Regions from separate parts of the Homo sapiens genome. Here region 2 is linked to region 1. A link is an interaction called in ENCODE POLR2A ChIA-PET data of the cell type or tissue named here. Cell type or tissue: Panc1. All regions are shown on one strand. Links, peaks and the distances in the headings refer to the core of each region. The heading gives the core; the rest is flanking DNA.

Region 1 (4,339 bases), core at 1-4,000:
GCCTCTTTGCAGGGCATGGTGACCCTGGTGGGTGCACGGGCCTGGAGAAGGTGTAGTGGTCTGCAAGGGCCACGGGCGACTGCAGCTCCTCGGTGTCCCTGCTGTGGGTGAGCCTGGTGACGTCTGTCTTCATGGACCACTCTTTCCACCCCTTATGGATTCTGGACACTTCTTGGCGGGAATGGTCCGTGGCCAGCACGTAGATAATGGGGTCAGCCACGCCGTTCACCGTGGACAGGCACAGAAACACCACAGAGGCTGTGTACAGCCTTTCCTCCAAGCCGCACATGGCGTTCCTGTCTCCTCTGTAGTAGGAAAAGGCAGCGGCTTTGACGAGGAGAACCAGGTGGTACGGGGCGAAGCAGACTAGGAAGATGACAACCACCGCGATGGCCGAGTGCTTCACCTTGGCCTTCTGGGCAGCGCTTAAGCCCATGCTCTGCTTGATGCTCCTGAAAATCCGGTGGTTGGTGAAGGCGATGATGGAGAGAGGGATGGCAAAGCCAACGGTGAACCTGGCGTAGTAGTACCCGGCAATCCTGCTGTCCATCTGCAGCATGTCAAAGCAGGTCTCCTTGTCTTCCGTCTGGAACACCGGGTAGTGAACGATCCCGACGAGGATGAAGATGCAGGCGGAGATGAGGATGGCGGTCCTCCGGCGGCGGCGGCCCCGACTCTCCAGCGCGTACACCACGGCCACGAAGCGGTCGCAGGAGATGCAGCACAGGAAGAGGATGCTGACGTAGATGTTGCAGAAGAAGATGTAGGCGGTCACCTTGCAGGCCAGCAGGCCTAGGGTCCAGCGGTGCTGGTTGCGGATATAGATGACCCAGAGTGGCAGCGTGCCTGTGTACAGCAGCTCGCAGAGTGCCAGGCAGAGCAGGTAGACGGCCAGCACGTTGCCCTGCAGTACCTGCAGCAGCGCCAGCCACGCAGTCAGGCAGTTGGCCGGCACCCCCAGCGTGCACACCGCGCTGTACACCACGACCAGGACTATCCTGCTCTCTTCGAAGGACACGTTGTTGCAGGTCTTGGCGGAGAGGCCCAGGGAGGCCCACGGGGCAGTGGTGGTCACTGGGGTGGCGTTTCCTGTGGGACAGAGACAAGAGTGAGGACGGGAGTCCCTGGAAACCACCTGGGAGAGACTCTACTGTGGGAAGAAAGGATAGAAGCTTTGTGGTAGCTCAGACTAGACACACGCAGGTGTTTAAAACATTTCCAAATTGATTTTTTAGAGCAATTATTAGATAGTGGATCTCCAACCTAGCAGCGTCATGGACAAAGAATGCAGGCTGGGCAATACTGAATCATTTTTCTTTTTTCTTTTTTTTGAAATGGAGTTTTGCTCTTGTGGCCCAGGTTGGAGTGCAGTGGCACAACCTCGGCTCACTGCAACCTCTGCCTCCTGGGTTCAGGCAATTCTCCTGCCTCAGCCTCCCAAGTAGCCAGGATTACAGGCACGTGCCACCATGCCTGGCTAATTTTTGTATTTTAGTAGAGACGGGGTTTCACCATGTTGGCCAGGCTGGTCTCGAATTCCTGATCTCAGGTGATCCGCCTGCATCAGCTTCCCAAAGTGCTGGGATTACAGGCGTGAGCCATTGTGTCTGGGCAATGCTGAGTCTTTGTAACTCACTGAGGTTTTCAAAAATGTTGCTTCTGGCCCGGCATGGTGGCTCACACCTGTAATCCCAGCATTTTGGGAGGCTGAGGCAGGCAGATCACTTGAGGTCAGGCGTTTGAGACCAGCCTGGCCAACATGGAGAAACCCTGTCTCTACTAAAAATTTAAAACAAATAGTTGGGCGTGCTGGCTCGCACCTGTAATCCCAGCTACTCTGGAGGCTGAGGCAGGAGAATCACTTGAACCCAGGAGGCGGAGGTTGCAGTGAGCTGAGATCGTGCCGCTGTACTCCAGCCTGGGCAACAAGAGTGAGACTCCTTCTCAAAAAAAAAAAAAAAGTTGCTTGTGTGTTTGAAAAGAATGTTGATCCTGTAATTGCTGTGTGAGTGCTTTTCTAAGCAGTCTGTTAGGCGCTGCTACTATGCCCTTCCAGCGCTGACCCACTTTGCCTCCACTTCCCACCTGGCCCCATAGCTGGGCACTGCCTCATCCTAATTCCTAACCTGTAGTCTTTTTTTTTTTTTTTTTTTTTTTGGAGATGGAGTCTCTCCCTCTGCTCTGTTGCCCAGGCTGGAGTGCAGTGGCACGATCTCAGCTCACTGCAACCTCTGCCTCCCGGATTCAAGGGATTCTCCTGCCTCAGCCTCCTGAGTAGCTGGCATTACAGGCATGCGTCACCACACCCAGCTAATTTTGTATTTTTAGTAGAGATGGGGTTTCTCCATGTTGGTCAGGCTTATCTTGAACTCCCGACCTCAGGTGATCTGCCCTCCTTGGCCTCCCAAAGTGCTGGGATTACAGGCGTGAGCCACTGCGCCCGGCTAATCTGTAGTCTTACCACATATTTGCCTGTGTGAACTATCAATTACTAAAAAAGATAATTATAAGCTCCTGTGGGAGTGGTGGATTTGTCCACCTCTCCTTGTATTCTCCCAGTGCTTGCTTTACGTATTTGAAGCTACTGTGAATTGGGGCATAGGAGTCACAGATGGTTCTGTCTTCTTGGTGAATTGATCCTCTTATTACTATGTCATGTGATACCCCTCCTCTCGGTGGCAGGAGACTAATGACCCCACCCAAAAGATGTCTGAATCCTAATCCTTGGGACATGTAGATATGGCAGGTTACACGGGAAAGGGGAACTAAGGTTGCAAGTTGAATGAAGGTTGCTAACTAGCTGACAGTAAAATAAAGAGATTATTCTGGACTATCTGGTGGGCCCAATGGAATCACAAAAGTCCTTAAATGTGGGAGAGGGCAAAAGAAAAGGAGATCAAAGTGATCTCAGCAACCTGCCTCAAACACAGCTCTCCGAGGTCAGAAACTCATCCTTTCCAGCCAGGGGGTTGCTAGAGGTCACGCAGGGTGTGCAGTGGTGTGACTTCCCCAAGCTCTGCCAGCGCCACCAGCTCCAGTGTCCTGGCTGCCCACTCTGGCTGAGTTCATGCTTCTGGGCCTTCTGTGGTTACAGATCATGGAGTCCCACCTCCAGGTCAGCAGGAAGCCGCAGACAGACCTGGCCTCAGCACCTGACGGACGGACAGAGCGTTGCCAAACTTATTGGGCCACAGCAGCCCCGGGCGGGGCAAACTTCAGCTGTGCCCTGGCGCGAGGTCAGGGGTCCCTGGGCACTGTCCAGCCCGCTGGCCTCAGGAACCTTCCACATGCAAATGTCGTAGTTTCCTTGACCTCCCTCCTGTACTTGAGGGCCTGTTGACCTCCAGCACGATGGGGCAAGTCACCCCGAACGGGGTCAGCCCTGCGGCCCCATTGTGTCGCTCTTTTTTTTTCTTTTTTTTTTTTTTGAGACGTAGTCTCAAAAAACTGTGTTGATGCCCAGGCTGGAGTGCAGTGGCGTGATCTCTGCTACTGCAACCTCTGCCTCCCAAGTTCAAGTGATTCTCCTGCCTCAGCCTCCCGAGTAGCTGGGACTACAGGCACTCGCCACCACGCCCATCTAATTTTTGTAGTTTTAGTAGAGACAAGGTTTCACCAGGTTGGCCAGGCTGGTCTTGAACTCCTGACCTTGGGTGATCTGCCCACCTTGGCCTCCCAAAGTGCTGGGATTACAGGTGTGAGCCACCATGCCAGGCCACTTGTTTTTGTGCATTTAAAAAATTCAGCTGGGCGCAGTGGCTCACGCCTGTAATCCCAGCACTTTGGGAGGCCAGGGTGGGGAGATCACTAGAGGTCAGGCGTTCGAGACCAGCCTGGCTAACCTGGTGAAAACTCGTCTCTACTAAAAATACAAAAATTAGACAGGCGTGGTGGCAGGTGCCTGCAGTCCCAGCTACTTGGGAGGCTGAGGCAGGAGAATGGTGTGAACCCGGAAGGCAGAGATTGCGCCACTGCACTCCAGCCAGGGCAACAGAGCAAGACTCCATCTCAAAAAAAAAAAAAAAAAAAAAATTCGGCCCCATGGGCCGTTCATTCCTTCAATCCCAACGCTTTGGAAGGACAAGGCAGGTGGATCACCCGAGGTCTGGAGTTCCAGACCAGCCTGACCAACATGGTGAAATCCCATCTCTATTAAAAATACAAATATTAGCCAGGCGTGGTGGGCACCTGTAATCCCAGCTACTTGGGAGGCTGATGCAGGAGAATCCCTTGAACCTGGGAGGCAGAAGCTGCAGTGAGCCGAGATTGTGCCACTGCACTCCAGCCTGGGCGATAGAGTGAGACTCAATCGCAAGAAAAAAAAATTGAAAAAGTGGAA
Region 2 (4,382 bases), core at 231-4,230, 210 kb after region 1:
ACGGTGGGGGCTTCCATCTGATCCTGGAGAAAGCGTGCACCCCCACACACCCGCCTGCCCAGTCAGGTGCCCACCATATGGTGGATCTGCTGCCCACACACAGCACAGAAGAGACAGTGGCACTCATGCTCCATCCCAAGGGCACTTGCTGAGCACCTATCAGGCGTCAGGCAGGCAGTCCTCCCGAGAGACAGAAAACTAGACCTGGGGCCCCCTTGGTGAGTGGTGAGCCTGCAGGCGCCACTGGGGGCTGCGCTCGAGAGACAGGTGTGGGGACCCCGCACAGGACCTGTCTTCGCTCAGATGAACAAACAGGACCAAGAATGTGTCCTAAGTGATTCAAAACTCACATGGATACATAAGTTATCAAACACAAGTCACTGGTTAATACACTCTGCCAGACAGCTGAAGTGCACATCTCCCATGGGCCCACTGTAGCTTCGAGAAGTCACTAAGGACACCTCCTGGAGCTGGATCAGGAGTCCAGAGCAGGGGTCCAAAGGAAGATCCCCGGGACCAGAGCAGCAAAGCCCCACCACGCAAGAACCTCGCAAGCAATCAGATGGTTAGGACGCCAGCCCACTCATCCACGCCCTGGGCTGGAGGCCCCTGACCTCTCTTGCAACTCCATGCAGAACAGCAAGGCCTCCCACCCTAAGAAGGTGCCAGGGCTGGGTACAGGGGCATTCCGACACAGAGCAGAACCCCCAGGACGGCTGGGACGTGAGCGGTGAGGCCCGTGAACAAAGGTGCATCTGAAGGCAGGCAGTCCCAGAGGGCCGAGACAACGGGCAGGACCGACTGCAGCACAGCCAACAGCCTCACAAGAGGCACTATGAGAAGACCGGCGGCAGGGGTGGGGCCAGTGACATCAAAGGAAACCAAAGGAAAGCAGTAAGAACTACCTGGGGAAACGCCCGTGACAGCCAACACACACCAACGGGAAAAGTGAACGAGGCCAGAAGGCTACACCCTGTGTGACTCCAAGCATACACCTTCCGGAAAAGGCAAAACTATGGAGACAGCATTAGGTCAGTGGCCACCAAGGGCTGGGGAAAGGCAGGGTGGGTGGGCCGAGAGGAGGGTTCCAGGACGCTGCAGCTCTGCACCACTCCGCACTGGTGGGTTCACATATTGCATATTTGTGAAAACCCATAGAAGGCACAGCCCCAAGAGTGAACCTCAATGTGAACTGTGGACTTTTCTTATCAACAACTTGGCAAGACGGGCTCATCAACCATAACAAATGGACCAGCTAACACAAGATGTTAATAACATAGGGAAATTGGGGATTGAAGGGGGTGTATGGGAACTCTGTACTTTCTACACAATTTTTCTGTAAACTAAGACTGCTCTAAGAAATAAACTCTACTGGGCTGGACGCGGTGACTCACGCCTGTAATCCCAGCACTTCGGGAGGCCGAGGTGGGTGGATCACAAGGTCAGGAGATCGAGACCATCCTGGCTAACATGGTGAAACCCCGTCTCTACTAAAAATACAAAAAAATTAGCCGGGCGTGTTGGCGGGCACCTGTAGTCCCAGCTACTTGGGAGGCTGAGGCAGGAGAATGGCGTGAACCCAGAAGGCGGAGCTTGCAGTGAGCCGAGATGGCGCCACCGCACTCCAGCCTGGGCGACAGAGCGAGACTCCGTCTCAAAAAAAAAAAAAGAAATGAACTCTAAGGCCAGGCGCAGTGGCTCACGCCTGTAATCCCAACACTTTGGGAGGCCGAGGTGGGAGGATCACCTGAGGTCAGGAGTTTGAGACCAGCCTGGCCAACATGGTGAAACCCCGTCTCTACTAAAAATACAAAAATTACCCAGGGGGTGGTGGCGGGCACCTGTAATCCCAGCTACTTGGGAGGCTGAGGTGGGAGAATTGCTTGAACCCAGGAAGCAGAAGTTGCAGTAAGCAAATATCGCACCACTGCACTCCAGCCTGGGCAACAGAGCGAGACTCAGTCTCAAAAAAAAGAACTCTATTTAAATAAGAAAAAGAATAAAGGCCAAAATAAAAAAAGGCAAAACAATTCAACAGAAGCTTCATGAAGACAAAAAAAAATAGCCAACAAGCACATGAAAAAGAACTCAACTGCATTAATCATCAGAAATGCAAACAAAACTGTGACAATGCCACGAGCCCGCGACGTCACTGAATGCCGGCGAGGATGTGGGGCAAGCACAGCTCACCCATGCTGCTGATGGAAGCGTGAAGTGGTACAACCACCTTGGGAAAAGGCCTGGAAGTTTCTTACAAAGCTAAACACACACCTCTGACCCACCTATTCCACTCCTAGGTATTTACCCAAGAGAAATAAAAACAGATGTCAGCCAGGTGCAGTGGCTCACACCCATAATCCCAGCACTTTAGGAGGCTGAGGCCAGCAGATCACCAGAGCCCAGGAGTTCAAGACCGGCCTGGGCAACACAGTGAGACCCTGTTTCTACAAAAAAATCCAAAAATTAGCCGGGTATGGTGACAAACACTTATTGTCCCAGCTACTCAGAAGGCTAAGGCAGGAGGATTGCTTGCACCCAAGAGGTCGAGGTTGCAGTGAGCTGTGATTGCACCACTGCACTGAGCTGGGGCCACAGAGTGAGACTCTGTCTCTAAAAATAAAAAGAAATATGTCCACAAAAAAACTTGTAGAAAAATGTTCATAGCAGCTTCATTCAGAACAGCCAAAAACGGGGAGCAGTCCAGGTGTCCATTAATACAAGAATACTCTGGCTGGTATTCACACAGCAATACCACTCACCATACAAAACACCATGGGCGCCTCTCAAAACCATGTCCACCGGACACGGGGCTCACGCCTGTAATCCCAGCACCTTGGGAGGCCAAGGCGGGCAGTCACTTGAGGCCAGGAGTTTGAGACCAGCCTGGCCTACACAGCAAAACCCTGTCTCTACTAAAAATACAAAAGATGAGCTGGACATGGTGGCGTGCCCCTGTAGTCCCAACTACTTGAGAGGCTAAGGCATTAGAATCGCTTGAACCCAGGAGACAGAGGTTGCAGTAAGCTGAGATGGAACCATACTGCACTCAGCCTGGGCGACAGAGCTACATTCTGTCACCAAAAAAAAAAGCATGTGAAGTGACAGGGCACAGATCATATGATTCCATTTATAGGGCATTCTAGAACAGGCACAACTGGTCTGTAGTGGAAGGAAATGGAAACAGCGGTTGCCTTTTGCGGGGCTGGGACTGTTGGAAGGGGCATGAGGTCTGTCCACAGAGCCCTGCTCTGGGCTGACGGGTGACCGTTTGTCAGAACTCTCCAGATGGAGCAATTAGGGCCTGTGCATCTCACTTTAAGCCAACTTTACCTTCAGAGGAGAAAAAGACCCAGGAACGATGCTCACCCCCATTGAGCTGATGGTCTGCCTGCTGAAGGACTGTGTGCAGTACACAGACGTCTGCAACTTGCCTTGAAATGTGCCAAAAAATAAGATGGTGAGGGCAGCATAGCTTTGGGGAGCGGACCACAGGTGTGAGCGAGGGGACTCCACAATTCACTTCAACTTTGCAGGTGTTCGAATTTTTTTTTTTTCCCGAGATGAAGTCTTGCCCTGTCGCCCAGGCTGGAGTGCAATGGTACAATCTTGGATCACTACAACCTCTGCCTACCAGGTTCAAGCGATTCTCCTGCCTCAGCCTCCCAAGTAGCTTGGACTACAGGCATGCACCACCATGCCTGGCTAATTTTTTTTTGTATTTTTAGTAGAGATGGGGTTTCACCATGTTGGCCGAGCTGGTCTCAAACTCCTGACCTCAGGTGATCTGCTCACCTCAGCCTCCCAAAGTGCTGGGATTACAGACATAAGCCACCAAGCTCCACAGAAAATTTTCTTAATAAAACAATGGGATAAGTGTGTACATTTTTAAAAGGAGCTTCAAATTAAACATTTAACGAAGTTAGAATTACTGCTTTCCTTGAAATGAAAATCACCTGGCACTTGATCCGCATTCACCTGGCTCTATCAGGCGCTTTCAGGGAAGTTTCCAGACGATGGAAGCTCAATTATGTGCTTCCCTTGTGAGGATATCACATTCCCTCTGGCCAATCCCGGGAGGGCCTACTAATGCCTTTGGGGCCCAGCCTACAGGTCCCCCAGCTAATGAGCTCCCAGGGCTCTGGAGGTTCTCCTGTGTCCAGCATGGCTGGTACCTGTGTCCTCCCAGCAGCCCCTCCCTTTTGCTGAGCAGCTGCTTCTGACCATCTGGGAATCAGAAAAAAGTCTGCAGAGAAGAGGCCCTGTCTGCGGCCCCCAGGGTGCGAAAGCCTGGATTCTGCCAGCTGGGGCCTCTTTCTGCCTCCCTTCTGGCCCCTGCCACGCTGTGCCGGGTGGTCTTCTGCTCGGTGCAGCTGAGTGCCAGT

The links. Peaks named below come from ENCODE experiments on the same cell type or tissue, not always from the same donor. Only the 100,000 strongest peaks of a DNase experiment are listed, where the experiment ranks them.
Region 2: POLR2A ChIA-PET joins it to region 1 with 7 read pairs; 2 of 35 experiments call an interaction of 5 or more read pairs at or near these places.

What each region holds. Positions count from the first base shown.
Region 1 is chr14:105,051,014-105,055,352 of GRCh38, forward strand. GPR132 (G protein-coupled receptor 132) reads right to left here. Exons shown (of 4, transcript NM_013345.4): 4 at 1-1,089. All of the region lies in intron 1 of LOC124903398 (a long non-coding RNA gene), which reads left to right. Among named protein-coding and RNA genes, the nearest start is that of GPR132, 12 kb to the right of the region's middle. In Panc1, for the core only: no CTCF peak of the experiment used is centred there; no DNase peak of the experiment used is centred there.
Region 2 is chr14:105,256,833-105,261,214 of GRCh38, forward strand. All of the region lies in intron 3 of BRF1 (BRF1 general transcription factor IIIB subunit), which reads right to left. Among named protein-coding and RNA genes, the nearest start is that of BTBD6, 10 kb to the left of the region's middle. In Panc1, for the core only: no CTCF peak of the experiment used is centred there; a DNase peak (open chromatin) is centred at 2,119.